Regions from separate parts of the Homo sapiens genome. Here region 1 is linked to region 2. The links are chromatin loops, found by intact Hi-C in ENCODE. Cell type or tissue: PC-3. All regions are shown on one strand. Each heading gives the region's core, and the rest is flanking DNA. Links, peaks and the distances in the headings are about the cores only.

Evidence for each region. Hi-C counts contacts between places; a loop is a spot of excess contacts. Peaks named below come from ENCODE experiments on the same cell type or tissue, not always from the same donor. Only the 100,000 strongest peaks of a DNase experiment are listed, where the experiment ranks them.
Region 1: a loop joins it to region 2, with 5 times the contacts of the local background. A loop is called at or near these places in 2 of 110 quality-filtered maps.

What each region holds. Positions count from the first base shown.
Region 1 is chr9:91,344,701-91,353,043 of GRCh38, reverse strand. The region is part of intron 3 of AUH (AU RNA binding methylglutaconyl-CoA hydratase); the gene reads left to right. Among named protein-coding and RNA genes, the nearest start is that of AUH, 13 kb to the left of the region's middle. In PC-3, for the core only: no CTCF peak of the experiment used is centred there; a DNase peak (open chromatin) is centred at 4,573; H3K27ac peaks cover 2,820 bases.
Region 2 is chr9:91,086,571-91,094,913 of GRCh38, reverse strand. All of the region lies in intron 5 of LINC02937 (long intergenic non-protein coding RNA 2937), which reads left to right. Among named protein-coding and RNA genes, the nearest start is that of LINC00484, 28 kb to the left of the region's middle. In PC-3, for the core only: a CTCF peak has its summit at 5,096; a DNase peak (open chromatin) is centred at 5,073; H3K27ac peaks cover 411 bases.

The sequences.
Region 1 (8,343 bases), core at 98-8,097, 260 kb before region 2:
CTCCATCCCTTGAAAGTCATCATTTTCCCTCTTCTTTTTCTTCTCCCACAAAGGTTTCTCTGTATATATTAATACTGTATTCCAGTGATACCTTGCTCATTTCTAAATATTTAAAGCTTAGCAAATGGTCTTGCCTCAAATTTCTTGAGCATAGGAACTCCTCTTATTCTTTGAGAATCATCTTTTACATTCTCAGAACACAGCAAACAACAGGGACTCAGCATTTATTTGCTGGAATTAATCAGCCTTTAAACTGTGCTTTAATTCACTGATTTTTTTCAGGAATGGTTGGGATATAATAAGCAGCTTCTCTGAATTGTCTCATACCACTCTCCTATTTACTGATAGTAAATTTGGCTACATCTTTTTTCTAAAATGCTAGGAAAACAGATAAACATTAAAGAGATTCCTACATTGCATTGGAGGTTGGGCCAAGTGATTTCTGACTTCTCAGAAATCTATTATTTAGCATTATTAAGTACTTCACTTACATTTTAAGTTTTTTAATCAATTTTTAGTTTAAAAAAGTAGCATGGTAGGTCAAAATGTATGAAAATGTATACAGAGAGAACTCTCTCTAACCCTACTTCCTCTACTTTATTCATCCCCTAATATAAATAATTATTATTTTTGTCCTAGTATTTTACTTTATTTTATATATATGTATATATATACACAAATACAGTCATGTGCTCCATAACAACATTTTGGTTAACAGTAGCCTGCATTATACAATGCTGGTCCCATAAGATTATTTGTTTTTATTTTTTTGAGACGGGGTCTCCCTGTCACCCATGCAGGAGTGCAATGGTGTGATCTTGTCTCACTGCAACTTCCGCCTCCAGTGTTCAAGCGATTCTCGTGCCTCAGTCTCCTGAGTAGCTGGGATACAGGTGTGTGCCACCATGCCCAGCTAAATTTTGTAATTTTAGTAGAGATGGGGTTTTTACCATGTTGCCCAGGCTGGTCTTGAACTCCTGACCTCAGGTGATCCACCTGCCTAGGCCTCCCAAAGTGCTGAGATTACATGGGTGAGCCACTGTGCCCAGCCTCATAAGATTATAATACTGTATTTTTACTGTACGTTTTCTGTTTAGGTACATATAAATACTTAGCATTGTGTTACAGTTACCTACAGCATTCAATACAGTCACTGTACAGGTTTGTAGCCTAAGAGAAATATGTTATACCATATATCCTATTTATGTAGGGGATGGTTTCAGGGTGAAACTGTTCCATCTCAGATCATCAGGCCACCTTGGCCTGATTCTCATAAGGAGCGTGCAACCTAGATCCCTCGCATGCGTAGTTCACGGTAGGGTTTGTGCTCCTATGAGAATCTAATGCGGCTGCTGATCTGACAGGAGGCAGAGCTCAAGCAGTAATGCTCCCTTGCCTGTGCTCACCTCCTGCTGTGTCACCGGTTCCTAACAGGCCACAGACCAGTACCATTCATCAACTCGGGTTGGGGACCCCTGGCCTATACCATCTAGGTTTGTGTATATATACTCAATGATGTTTATACAAGGATGAAATTTTCTAAGGACTCTACCAGGATGTTCTCTTTAAGTGACTTATTATATACCGATGCGCTCATTAGAATGTTAAGTAGATATTTAAAGTCATACATATAAAGACATATAAATACGATACTTATAAAGTGATATACATGGAGTGTGGAAAATAACCTGTTACAAGCATAGAGAGAGTTGTATATAAAATGTTATGGCCATTATTACTGTAGCTGTGTAAACTATGTCTGTGCCAATAAGTTCATGGGCCAGGTGGCTCACACCTGTAGTCCCAGCACTTTGGGAGGCCGAGGTAGGCAGTTGGCTTGAGCCTAGGAGTTCAAGACCAGCCTGGGCAACATGGCAAAACCCTGTCTCTCCAAAAATATACTAAAATTAGCCAGGCATGGTGGTGCGTGCCTGTAGTCCTAGCTACTCAGGAGGCTTAGGTGGGAGAGTCGCATGAGCTTGGAAGATCAAAGCTGCGAGCCGTGATTGTGCCACTGCATTTCAGCCTGGGTGACAGAGCGAGACCCTGTTTGAAAAAATGAAAAAAAAAAGATCATGGATTAAAGGTGATATTTTTTCTGTCTTCAAACTTTCTGAAATAACTTCGTTATATTAACAAATTATATTAAGCAAATATATGCAAAGTAAATAATTTTGAAAAATACAAAGTATATTAGTGTATTTTTCTTTTTTTGGAAACTAAAATTGGGATATTAACTGAGTTCCTAAATTGTTGTTACAACTTTCTTTTTGTTTTTTTTTTTTGAGATGAAATCATGTTCTGTCACCCAGGTTGGAGTGCAGTGGTATGATCTCTGCTTACTGCAACCTCTGACTTTCAGGTTCAGGTGATTCTCCTGCCTCAGCCTCCCGAGTAGCTGGGATTACAGGCACCTGCTGCAATGCCCAGCTAATTTTTGTATTTTGAGTAGAGACGGGGTTTCACCATGTTGGCCAGGCTGGTTTTGAACTCCTGACCTCAAGTGATCCACCTGCCTCGGCCTCCCAAAGTGCTGGGATTACAGGCGCGAGCCACTGTGCCCGACCCATTACAACATTTGAGAAGATAAATTTTAGACTAAAAGAGTTCCTATAGAATAATTCAGACCCTTTAATTTTATAGAATCCCTGTGAAGTGAAAGACCTGGTTAAAGGTGGTGGCTTAGCTGAAACTACTTCTCTTGACAGTTAGGACAGAGTTTTCTCTTAGACTGTGGTTTCTAATCTAGAACCTAGAAGGAATATGAGGTGTCTCTTTAAAGTTCTTAAAATTTTATACACTTAGACATTTTAGTGGCCCTACATTGAGAAGGTGTGTAATGTCAAAATGTCATTGTTACAGTAATGTATTAAAATGGATGTTTCTATTAACCACAGTAATATGTAAATACAGATAAAAATATGTCATAGTTGTCACAGATACAGACAGTGTTTCCCATACATAATGTGTTTTCACATGGTGTGCTATACCCCAAATTTTAATATATTGTTGATCGTGACATTCTGGAAAAGTCTTTCTGGTTGGCCGGCTACATTGGATGTAAATGTGTGATCACAGTCATACCCTTCAGGTTGGGAATCACTGTTGTGTATTCTTTCTTGTAGATTAGAACACCACTTCTGGGTTCATGGCTTGCCTGTACTTCTCTTAGAATACTAAGAAAAATAATTTTGTTAGTCAAAGCTTCTTGTGAAGCATTGGCTACATGGATTATGTGAGATTGGACTGAATGTGTGCTGCCTCCTTACATATTCTAAAAACTGTTTAATCACTTTTAGTTTACCTTCTCTCTCTCTCCCTCTCCCTCTCTCTTCTCTCTGTGTGTGTGTGTGTGTGTGTGTGTCTGTCTCTCTGCCTTACATACACACACCCACACACACATACACACACACACAAGTCAAAACAATTCTGCTATTTCAAAATGTTTATGTAGTTAAAATTTTAATATTTGCCAATCACAAAATTCTAAAGAAGTCTGATTGGGCTGCTGCGTTGGATGTAAATGTGAAATCACCGTCATCTGTTTATTTTTGTTCTTTTACTTTTCTAATTCAAAGTAACAAAGTGCACATGCATTGTTTTTACCAGAACATTTTTGAAATGAAATTTTGTGAGAAATTACTGAGAATGAGGATTTTTTCTTTTGAAATTTCCTAAGATATATGATAAACAATTCTTGGTAATTGATTGCTATATGTAGAACCCTAAATTGTTTCACTGAATTACACCAGTGTGGGTTTTATAAAAAAGTAAAGGTAGTTTTGCTTCTGCTTTTGAATTCTAGTAAATTATGTTATGACTAAAGAGTGACTTGTCACTAAAATTGTCAACATGCATTATTGAATGTTGTGTGCTGTTCATATGGATAAAAATGTCATGATCTGGATAGATGTGTGGGCACGTTGGACTATGAAGTAACCTGGCCGTTGTTGTTTCAGAATCTTAGATTGTCATATTTATGTATTTAACTGTTAGTCCTTCAGAGAGTTTGATAAGTAACGTGAAGGGATAGATACCACAAATTTGTAGTAGTTTAACAAGTTTGTATTAGTTTAGCTATATAGGGTTTTGTTTTTTTGTTGTTGTCATATATTGTTTGTTGGAATAAAAAATGTTTTATTTAGGTATGAATTACTTGGAATAAAGTTTACCAATTTAAAATGTATAATTGATGAATTTTGACAGGTATTTAAACCATGATCAGAATCATGATACAGAACATATTCGTTACTTAAAAAGTTTTCTTGTGTCCATTTGCAGTCAAGCCCCTTCCCTTGCCCTGATCTCTGAAAGTACTAATCTCCTTGCTGCTCCTAGTTTAGCATCTTCTGTAATTTTAAAATAAATTGACTCATACTATGGGTAGTCTTTTGTGTCTGACCTCTTTCATTTAACATAATGGTTTGAGCTTCATCCATATTCATGTTTCACTAGTTTCATTTTATTGGCATGTATTTTATTTTATTGCTGAGAATAGTATTTATTGTATGACTGTTTCACGGTTTGTTTATTCATTAGGTGATGGTCATTTGGGTTTTTCCATCGTTTGGCTTTTATGCATCACTTCTGTGACCATTCACACACACCTTTTTGGCAATGCATAATTTTATTTCTCTCAGGTAAATAGTCAGAAGTAGAATTACTGGTTTTATCCTGTGTGTTTAGTTTTGTAAGAAACTGCCAACTGTTTTCGGTATCATTTTGCATTCCCACTAGCAACGGATGAGAGTTTCAGGCGTTCCACATGCTTACCAACACTTGATAATATGAGGTTTAAAAATTGTAGGCATCCTAATGGATACAAAGTCATATTTCATTGTAGTTTTAGTTTACATTTCATATGTGTCACCTGTATATCTGTTTTGATGACTTGTTTATTTGAATTTTTTCCCAATGTTTTTCTTAGAATCTCATCTCATTGAGTTGTAAGGTTTTTTTTTTGTTTTTTTTTATATTCTTGATACAAGACTTTTATCTGTTATACTTGGTAAGTTTTCTTCCACTAAATGGCCTGTCATTTTTCTGCCTTATAATTTGTTTTGAAGAACAAAAGTTTTTTATGTGAAGACTGATTTTTTAAAAATTTACATATTGTTTCTTTTTTTTATTATACTTTAAGTTCTAGGGTACGTGTGCACAATGTGCAGGTTTGTTACGTATGTATACATGTATGAAGACTGATTTATCATTTTTTTTTCCTTTTATGGTTTGTACCTTTTTGTGAATTTTAGAAATTTTGTTTTACCCCACAGTCAGAAAGATTTTCTCCTGTTTTCTAATACTTTTGTAGTTTTTATATCTTATATTTAGGACTCTGAAGTATTCTGAGTTAATTTTTATATATGTTGTGAAAGAGAATAAAAAATATATTTGGTCTTTGCCCTTGTTCTTGGTACAGAGCTCTTAAAACCCTGGGAGTTTCCTGAATGGTCCAAGTGCTTTTTGTTGTGTAATGAGATGACCCTAGATAGCTTCAGGATGGGGGGGCAGCTTGTCAGAAAAAGCAGCCATGGGTTAGAGGATTAGAACTTTTAGCACCCTCTCCCCCCAGAGGGGAAAGGGGCCAGAGATTCAGCTCAGTTACCAGTGGCCAGTGATTTAGTCATTCATGTCTCCCTATGGAGGTAATGAAACCTCCATAAAGACCCTTAAACAGCGGGGTTCAGAGCCAGGCACGGTGGCTCATGCCTGTAATTCTGCCACTTTGGGAGGCTGAGGCAGGTGGATGGCTTGAGTTTGAGACCAGCCTGGGTAACATGGCAAAACCCCATCTCTACCAAAACAAACAAACAAACAAACAAACAAACAAAAAACCCTCTTAACTGGGTGTGGTGGCACATTCCTGTAATCCCAGCTACTTGAGGGGGCTGAGGTGCAAGGATTGCTTGAGCCTGAGATATTGAGGCTGCAGTGAGCTGTGATTGTGCCACTGTGCTCCAGCGTGGGTGACAAAGTGAGACCCTGTCTCAAAAAAACAAAACAAAAAATGGGGCTCAGGGAGCTTCTAGGTTGGTGAACACATTGATTTTCTAGGAGGTTGGCACTCCTAAAGAGGGCATGGAAGCTCTGTACTCCCTCTTCCCATACCTTGCCCTATGCATCTGTTCCATTGGTCTGTTCCTGAGTTGCATATAGTAAATAAAGTGTTTTTTTTTTTTTTTTAAATTCTGAGTCATTCTAGTGAATTAAGTAACCTGAGGAGTTTAGGGGAATCCCCAAATCTATAGCTGGTTGTTTCAGACATATGGGTTGCCCCTGGGACTTGTGAGTTGCATCTGAAGTGAGGGCAGCCTTGTGGGACCCCTTAACTTGTGGGATCCCACTAATTTTGGATGGTGGCAGAATTTAACTGAATTGTTGGATACCCGCTTGATGTTGAAGAATTGGTGTGGAAACCCTCAGACATTTGGTGTCAGAAGTGGTGTTAGAAAAAAAGACGTCATAATTGGTCTCAGGAATGGGATTTGCTAGAGCATCTCACGAAACTCAGGAAAGTGCTTTATTTACTATTACCAGTTTATTATAAAAGAGAAAACTGAGGAACAGTCAAGTGGAGGAGGTACTTAGAGCAAAGTTAGGGTGGAGGGTTGCAGAGCTTCCATACCCTCTCCAGGTGTGCCACTTACCCAGCACATCCATGTGTTCACTAACCTGGGAGCTCCCTAAGCCCTGTTTCAGGGATTTTTTATGGAGGCCTCTTTACATAATGATTGATTACATCATTAGCCATTGGCGACTGAGCTCAATCTCCAGCTCCTCTCACTCCCTGAAGGTGTGGGTAGGGCACTGAAAGTTCTAACCCTCTGATCATGGCTTGATATTTCTGGTGACCAGCGCCTGTCCTGGAGCTATCTAGGGGCCCTCTAAGAGTCAGTTCATTAGCATAAACTCAGGTTTGGTTGAGAAGGGCATGTTAGGAATAACAAAAGACACTCTGTCACTCAGGAAATTCTGAGGGTTTTAGGAGCTTTGGGCCAGGAACCTGGAATAAAAACGACGAAGTATTTTTTTTATACACAGGTGGCTTTTTTTGGGGTTTTTGTTTTGTTGCATTTTCAATTCTCCCAGCACCATTTGTCAGACCAACTTTTCCCCCATTACATTATTTTGGGACCTGTCTAAAATATCAGTTGACAGTATATGTGTGAGTTATGTCAGGGTTCTCTGGGTACTTTTTTTTTTTTTTTTTTGCGATGGAGTCTCACTCTGTCACCCAGGCTGGAGTGCAGTGGCGTGATCTTGGCTCACTGCAAGCTCCACCTCTTGGGTTCACACCATTCTCCTGCCTCAGCCTCCCGAGTAGCTGGGACTACAGGGGCTCGCCACCACGCCCGGCTAATTTTTTGTATTTTTAGTAGAGACGGGGTTTCACCGTATTAGCCAGGATGGTCTCGATCTCCTGATCTCGTGATCCACCTGCCTCGGCCTCCCAAAGTGCTGGGATTACAGGCGTGAGCCACCACGCCTGGCCTTCTCTGGGTATTTTTAATGCCAATACCGCACTGTCTGTTACCATGTTCAGGTCTTAGACATGTTTGGTTAAATTTATTTCTAAGTTTTTCATATATTTTGATGTTACTGTAAGTGGCATTTCTTCTTAATTTTACTCCCAATTTTTTATTACTAGTATATTGCTAGTATATTGATTTTTGTATATTGTCTTTGTATCCTGCAACCTTGTTAAATGCACTTTTTACTTCTAGGACTCTTTTTTGTAGATACTCTGGGGTTTTCTACAAAGGTAGTCAAGTCATTTGTGAATAAAGATAGTTTTACTTCTTCCTTTCCTATCTGTTCACCTTTTATTTTTTTTTATATATCCATTACATTTTCATTATAGAGTTGACTAAAAGCAGTGTGAGTGTTCGTCTTTGTCTTTTCTCAATCTTATGGGGAAGGCATCCAGTCTTTTACTACTAAGTATGATGTTAGCTGTAGTTTTTTCACAGATGCAGTTCATCAGGGTGAAAAGTTTCTTTTTATTTGTAGTTTGCTGAGGCATTTTTTTTTTTTCATGAACATGTATTGAATTTTGTCAAATCTCTTTTTGGCATCTATTAAGATTCTCATATTATTTTTCAGCCTGTCAATATGGTGAATGATTGATTGATTATCAATTATTAACAATTGTGTATTCCTGGAACAGACCTCTCGATCATTAATCCTTTTTATATACTGCTGGATTTGATTTGCTTAAGTTTTTTAGGATTTTATAACTTTTCATAAGGGAAATTGGTTTGCCTTCTTTTATTGTAAGGTCTGTAGTTCTGGTATCAGGATAGTGCTGGTCTCATAAAATGAATTGGGAAATGTTCCTTCCTT
Region 2 (8,343 bases), core at 167-8,166:
TGGTTGGTTCATCTTTTAGTGGTTCCACTTAGGATATGAGTAGTTTATGCACCACAGTTACAGTGGTATAATATTTTGTGTTTTTCTGTGTATCTATTATGACCAGTGAGTTTTGTACCTTCAGGTGATTATTTATTGCTCATTAATGTTCTTTTCTTTCTGATTGAAGTACTCCCTGTAGCATTTCTTGTAGGACAGGTCTGGTGTTGATGAAATCCCTCAGCTTTTGTTTGTCTAGTAATGTCTTTATTTTTCCTTCATGTTTGAAGGATACTTTTTGCTGGATATACTATTATAGGGTAAAAGTTTTTTCCTTCTGCACTTTAAATAATGTCATGGCACTATCTCCTGGCCTGTAAGCTTTCCACTGAAAAGTCTGCTGCCAGGCCTATTGGAGCTCCATTGTATGTTATTTGTTTCTTTCCTCTTGCTGCTTTTAGGGTCCTTTCTTTATCCTTGAATTTTGGGAGTTTGATTATTAAATGCCTTGAGATAGTCTTCTTTGAAATCTGCTTGGTGTTAAATCTGCTTGGTGTTGTTCTACAGCCTTCTTGTACTTGGATATCGATATCTTTCTCTAGATTTGGGAAGTTCTCAGTTATTATCACTTTGAATAAACTTTCTATCCGTATCTCTTTCTCTCTCCTCTGCAAGGCCAATAACCTTAGATTTTCCCTTTTCAGGCTGTTTTCTGGATCCTGTAGGTGCGCTTCATTGTTTGTTATTCTGTTTTTGTTTTGTCTCCTCTGACTGTGTATTTTCAAATGGCCTGTCTTCAAGCTCTCTAGTTCTTTCTTCTGTTTGATCAGTTCTGCTATTAAAGGACTCTGAAGCATTCTTCAGTATGCCAGTTGCATTTTTCAGCTCCCAAATTTCTGTTTGATTCTTTTTAATTGTTTCAATCTCTTTGTTAAATTTATCTGATAGGATTCTGAATTCCTCCTCTGTTATCTTGAATTTCTTTGAGTTTTCCTCAACACAGCTATTTTGAATTCTCTGTCTGAAATATCACATATCTCTGTTTCTCCGGGATTGGTCCTTGGTGCTTTATTTAGTTCATTTAGCGAGGGCATGTTTTCCCGGATAGTGTTGATGCTAGCAGAGGTTCTTCAGTGTCTGGGCATTGAAGAGTTAGGTATTTATTGTAATCTTCACTGTCTGGGTTTATTTGTAGCTGTCCTTCTTGGGAAGGCTTTCCAGATACTTGAAAGGACTTGGGTATTGTGATCTAAGCTGTATCTGTTTTGGCGGATGCTCCAAGCCCAGTAGCACTGTGGTTCTTCCAAACCTGTAGAGGTACTGCCTTTATGGTTTTGGACAATATCCAGGATAATTCTCTGGATTACCAGGTAATCCTTCCCTTAATTTCTTCCAAACACACCATTTCTCTCTGTGTTGGGAGCCACCTGAAGCTGGGGCAGGGAATGACACAAGCATCTCTGTGGCCACCACTACTATGACTGTGCTGGGTCAGATCTGAGGCCAGGAAAGCACTGAGTCTCTCCCAAAGCCTGCTGTAACCACTCCCTGGCTACTGCCTATGTTCGCTCAAGGCCCTGTAGCTCTAAAATCAGCAGGTGGCAAAGCCAGCTAGGCATGTGTCCTTCCCTGTAGGGCAGCGAGGTCCCTCAGGCCCTGAGTGGGTCCAGAGGTGCTGTCTGGGAGTCAGGAAGTAGAGTCAAAAATCTTAGAAGTCTATCTAGTGTTCTGTTGTATTGCGGCCGATCTGGCACTCAAACCACCAGATGCAATCCTTCCCACTCCTCCCTCTTGTATTAGTCTGTTCTCCCACTGCTAATAAAGACATATCTGAGACTGGGTAATTGTTAAAGGAAAGAGTTTTAATGGACTCACAGTTCCACATGGCTGGGTAGGCCTCACAATCATGGTGGAAGGCAAAGGAGAAAAAAATATGTCTTATGTGGTGGGAGGCAAGAGAGCATGTGCAGAGGAATGGCCTTTTTATAAAACCATCAGATCTCATGAGACTTATTCACTATCACCAGCACAGCATGGGAAAAGACCTGCCCCCATGATTCAATGATCTCCCACCGGGTCCCTCCCACGACATGTGGGAATTATGGGAGCTACAATTCAAGATGAGATTTGAATAGGGACACAGCCAAACCATATCACCTCCCCTTTACAAAGTCAGAGGAGCTGTAGCTTGCTTAATGTTCCACAGAGCTGCCAATGACTGGCCAGATAGCTAGGGAGCCCCTCGCCCTACAGCCCCTGCCACTCCAGGCCACAAGAAATACTGCCAGATTGTCTCCAATGTTCCCTTAAGGTCCAAGGGCTCTTAAGTCAGCTTGTGGTGAATGTTGCCTGGCCTGGGACTCACCTTTTAGGGCAGTGGGCTCCCTTCTGGCCCAGGGCAGGTCCAGAAATGCCATCTAAGAGTCAAGGCCTGGAATCAAGGACTCTAAGAGCCTAATTGGTGCTCTACACCCCTGTGGCTGTGCGGTTACCTAAGGTGCAAGAAAGACAAAGTCCCCTTTACTTTTTCTTCTGCTTTTTTCAAGCAGGAGTTTTGCCCTGTAGCCACCACAGTTGGTAATGTGCTGAGTCTCACCTGAAGCCAGCAAATATCAGAGGCTCACCAAGGTGCTCAATGTAGTGCCTGGGTATTATTGCTGGTTATTCAGGGCCCAGGGTCTCTTCAGTTAGCAAGTGATGAATGCTGCCAGGACTTTTTTTTTTCTTCTTCTTCAAGGCAGTGGGCTCCCTTCTGGCCCAGGGTGTGTCTAGAAATGTCGTCTGGGAGCTAGGGCCCGGAACAGGGGCCTCACAACTCTGACTGGTGCCCTATCTTGATGTGGCTGGGATGGTATCCAAGATGCAAGGCAAAGTCCCCCCTACTTTCCCTCTCCTCTCCTCAAGTGGAAGGAAGGGGTCTCTTTTGGAGCCATGAGCTGTGTATCCCGGGGCTAAGGGTTGGGTGATGCTAGTACTCCCTTGGCTGCCCCAGCTGGTATCTCAGTATGTCTCGTCCCCAACATCCCTGTCCACTGTCCCTGGGTCTAGTTCAACACTAGGACCCACCTAAGAGTTGCAGTCCTTATGTCCTAGACTTCCTTTCAAATTTACTTGGAGACACAGAGCACTGTAGCCCTTGGTGGCAGTGGCGAGGTTTGCAGGCACTTAAGTTGGTACCATTCCCCTCTGGCTAGGGCTGGTTTAAACACTCCCTCAATGGGTGGGCATCAGCTGAGTTTGATTGGGTTTTCCTTTCTCCTCTAACAGGATTGCACTGCGTTCAATGTCTCACAATTGCTGTGTTCTCTCTCCCACGGCATCTAGAGACACTCTCTGCACCAGGCCACTGCTGCCCAGAGTAAGGGAGGGGTGGTGTCTGTGATCCAGGACTGTTTCTCTCTTTTTTTTTTCTTTTGAGATGGAATCTCAAGCGATTCTCCTGCCTCAGCCTGCCGAGTAGCTGGGACTACAGGCACGTGCCACCATGCCTGGCCAATTTTTGTATTTTTAGCAGAGATGGAGTTTCATCATTTGGCCAGGCTGGTCTCGAACTCCTGACCTCGTGATCTGCCCACCTCGGCCTCCCAAAGTGCTGGGATTACAGATGTGAGCCACTGCTCCTGGCCTTTTGTTTTGTTTTGTTTTGTTTTTGAGACGAAGTCTCACTCTGTCATCCAGGCTGGAGTGCAGTGGCATGATCTCAGCTCACTGCAACCTTTGCCTCCTGGGCTCAAGTGATTCTCATGCCTCGTCAGGCTCCGGAGCAACTAAAATTACAGGTGTTTGCCACCATGCCCGACTACTTTTTGTATTTTTAGTAGAGATGGGGTTTCGCCATGTTGGCCAGGGTGGTCTCGAACTCCTGACCTCAAGTGTTCTGTCTGCCTCAGCCTCCTAAAGTGCTGGGATTACAGGAGTGAGCCACCGTGACTGGCCCCTCATGGTGAGTTTTGGAACAGTAACCTCAGGATTCACCTGTCTACCTGTGTGCATGGAGGAAGGTGTGTTCAGGGCCAGCCGGCATGGCAGGGCATGTGTTTTTTGACCTCACCTCCTCTCCAGGTGGGAACTGCGGTGTGGTTGGTGTCACTGCTGTGCTGCCTTTTCTGTGTTCGCATGAAAGAGAAGGAAGGAGGAAGAGACAGGAGGTGGCTTACCTGGGCATTCTGCTCAGGGGATGGGGTCACCAGGACTTTTTCAGCAGAACTTCCTCCACCAGTTCCTCTCTCAGTGACAATCCTCACCCTACATGGGGTTTCTGATCTGGGTAGTAAGCCTGCACTCTGCAGCTGCCCAGAGGTCCATCTAAGAACATGCACCTTGTGATCAGCTTCTTGAAGGCCCCAGTGGGGCTTCTAAGTGGCCACCACCTTCTCGATACCCATCAGCTTTCAGTGCCACCCTGTAACTTGCTTGATGTTCTGCAGAGCTGCCAATGACTGGCCAGACAGCTAGGGAGCCCTGCAGAGTACCATGACCCAGGTCACCAGGTCACCCCTCTGTCCTGGCTGATCATCCTTGTGATGGTCATCTAACCTGGCAATAGGTTATATGACCTGGCAACAGGGGTTATAGAAAAAATGCTCCCCACTCAGTTGATGGCATGTTTTATACCCAGTGATGCCTGTGTTTACAAGAGCAGAGTTGATGAATAAGCCTGTGCTGACCTCCATGGGGAGACGGCCGGTTTTTGAGGCTCAGGACACCTTCTATTTGTTGTGGACACCTGGCCCCGCGTGCCTCCCTGCTCTGCATTTTGTAGTAGCAGCCCAGTGTCGGCTGAGACATTAGCCCTTAAAGCATGCCCTCTTTTGGGAAATGAACTGCTAGTTGGCTTGAAGGTAGGAGGCTGGAGCAGCTGCTGATTTAAATGTCATCAAAGTCTCAGGACACTCATGTAGCAGGCTAACATTTATGTAGGAGTAACAACCGGATGGATATAGTCAGGGCAATATCTTCAGGAGGGAATGTGCAGTTTTCTTCTGGTTAAGCTCTAGAATTACTGCCACTTTATTTGTTTAGGAAGCATCAGAAAAAGGGCGACTGAAACATCGTTGGTCATCCTGTGGAGTGAGAGCTTGATGCCACTGCCTGCTGAAGTGCACCCTCTCTTGGCGAAGGCACACTCTGAAGCCAAATGCACTCTCATCTCTTTGAAGAGTCCCCTTCTCTTCTTACTAAATGTGAGCTTGGGAGGACCTCTCCCTCCTGCAGAGTGCTGGAGACAGGTTTCCCAGAAGAGCCATCTTCTTCAGCAACATTTTCTTTTCCTGTGTAATCAGAGCCCTGCAGGAGCTTAATGCAAAGGAGAGAGAATTACACTTTACAGCAGTAGTTCATGCATGGTTTCTGTAGCTGGGGGCTGTGCAGGCCGTTTGCTCCCAAGCTGTAGTATTCTGGGGAAAGGTGTCAAAGTGAGGCTCGTGGGCTTGTGCTGTCAAGGGGCTAAATTGATCAAATCCCTCCAAATACTGATACATTGAAGAGGAGAAATCTTGCCTCTCTGCAAAGCTGGCCCCAAATGTCACTGTCCATTGCTGTGACAGGGGACCTGGTAGATGCAGGGCATCCACTTAGAGGAAGGTGGCACCCCTGAGGTCCTTCAGGGGGACATTTGAATAGGGTGGTCCTGAACTTTGGCAAAAGGACTTAGGTGTGAGCTGAAGTGTGCTGCTGGGAGGACTGTCCTTGCATCTGCAAAGGCCTGTCTACTCTCAGTCGCTGCCTAGCCCTGTCTGCCTCCTGCAACAGCAGGAAGATGCCATGAAAGAGGCATGGTGCCTTCATTCACCCACCTGAGTGAGCTGGGTCTCCCAAGAGTCTCCTCTGTAGGCACATGACTACTTTGAGAGGGCAAAGGGAATTGTCCTGGCTTTAGGGGGATTCAGGACTGAGGGAGGATGATCAGAGAGAGCGATGAAGACATATGGCTTCTCTTGAGGCAGAGCTCATGGGCTGAGAGCTTCAGTAAGAAGAGCAAGAGGCCCTGTAAAGAGATGAGATTACATCACAAAAGGACATGATGAGAACGAACGCATGAATTCTGATTTCCAAGACATTGGCAGATAAATAAAAAAGAGAATCACCTTTATTGAAACTAGAATTTCTGGTTTGAAAGATGGAACAGTACAAGCCTCTCATAAAACAGAGCCAAGACAGCAAGTCAGTGGGAAATTCTGAGCAAGAAGATGAGAGATGCCAGGACCAGAATGCCAGACAAAGATATCAGGAATCTGGTATGGAGAAGGGAACAGATGGACAAGCAATAATTAAGGCACCAGCACAAGAAGACCACCCCGTGGGGGAGAAAGACTTGACTTCTCACTCTGAGAAGTCTCACTGAGACTAGAAGACTCAACATGAAAAAATGTTGATTGTCCCCAAACTGATCTATAGATTGAATTGTAATTCCAATCAAAATGCTGATAGGATTGTTTGTAGATATGAACAAGCTTCTTCTAAAACGTATGTGGAAAAACAAAGGAACCAGAATAGCTAAAACTGTTTTGAAAACAAATAAAGATGGAGGAATCACACTACTCAATTTTAAGATATTATTTAGCCCTAATAATTAAGACAGTGGAACATTGGAAAAGGGGCAGACATACCAATGGAACAGAAGTCAGAAAGTCCAGAAGACCCACAAATAAGATTGATTGACTTTTTACCTACCTCATGTCAGGCTTAGTTTGCAAAATGTCCCAATAGGGATTCAGGGCTTCTATTGTCACCAACTGGAGAGGAAAGCAGCTTAAAATCTTAGACATGCATGTCCAACATGTATTATATGGTAAGAAAACTAAAAACTGTATGATACCCCTAAATAGAAGAAATATTAAAAATACGGATATTGGACCTTCAAACAAACAAATGGATCATGGGAATTCAGTATTTCTCTCTCTCTCTCTCTCTCTCTCTCTCTCACACACACACACACACACACACACACACACACACACATTTATATGTTACATATTTTACCAATCAAGACCCAATACATGGCTGAACATGTTAGCTGGCACCTATAATCCCAGTGTTTTAGGAGGCTGAAGTGGGAGGATTGCTTGAGCCCAGGAGTTCAAGACTGGCCTGGGCAACATAGTAAGATCTTGTCTCTACTAAAACAAAACAGAACAAAACAAAACAAAACAAAACAACTGATAACACGGAGATACTATGCTAGTCCATATTTATGAGTAGCAATTTCAGTAACCTCTGTAAGTAAACAAGAATGGCCCAAATGATGCCTATTAATATTGAAGATAAAACCTGTCAGTTCCATGGCATTGCAGCCAGTCTCCAAGATGGCACCAGATCATTACAACTTCCTGGTATTCACTCCCTTGTGAAGTGTTCTCCCACACTGCAGCATGCCTGGACTGTGTATGTAACAGAGTGTGGCAATTATAAAAGGCATTACAGTTTCCAGCCTGGTCTCTCTCCTGGGTCACTTGCTCTTGTCAAAGCCACTGCCATGTTGTGAGGACACTCAAGCTGCCCTGTGCAGAGGTTCTCATGGTGAGGAGCTGAGGCCTCTTGCCAACAGCCAGCATCAACTGGTTAGCTATGACACTGTTTCATCTTGGAAGCAGATTGTTCACTTCCAGTCAAGCTTTCAGATAACTGCAGCCTGACTAACTCAACTCTCTTTTTCTCTCTTAAACAAGTTTACTGAGATATAATTTACTTATCATTAAATTCACTGATTTCAAATGCATAATTTTACACTTCCAGTACATTTACAGAGTTGCACAACTATCACCACTATCTAATTTTAGAATATTTTCATCATGCCCTAAAGAAACTCCCTACTCATTGCAGTCATTCTCTCTCCCTACCTTCCTTATCAGGCAAGGCAGAATTGTCTTTTCTGAAAACTTAATATGAGTGGAATCATACAGTCTGTATGCATTTGAGAAAGGAAAAAATAAACCAAAGTGTTTTTCCTACTCTCATACATTCAATACAACACAGAACTCTTCTAAGGCCAGAGGTATGGTAGGTTTTTCCTCACAGAGCTAGCAATTCTCCTGCAGACACAGCTGGGCATCCTATAATTCAATTCTGATATGAACTGCCTGGAGATAGCATCAGATCCCACAGATCTGGTGGCTCAGACCCACAAGACTGCCCCTCTTCAGACACCAATCACAGGTAGTAGGTTGTCACCTATATATATGGCTGATTGGCTATAAATTGGAGTTCCCATGACCCTCTCTTTGGGTTTGATTAATTGGTGAGGATGAGTCACAGAAACACTAACTTGTGTTTACTCATTTATTATAAAGAATTTACTCATTTATTATAAAGAATATTACAAAGAATATATATGAACGGCTAGATAAAGAGATGCACAGGTATATT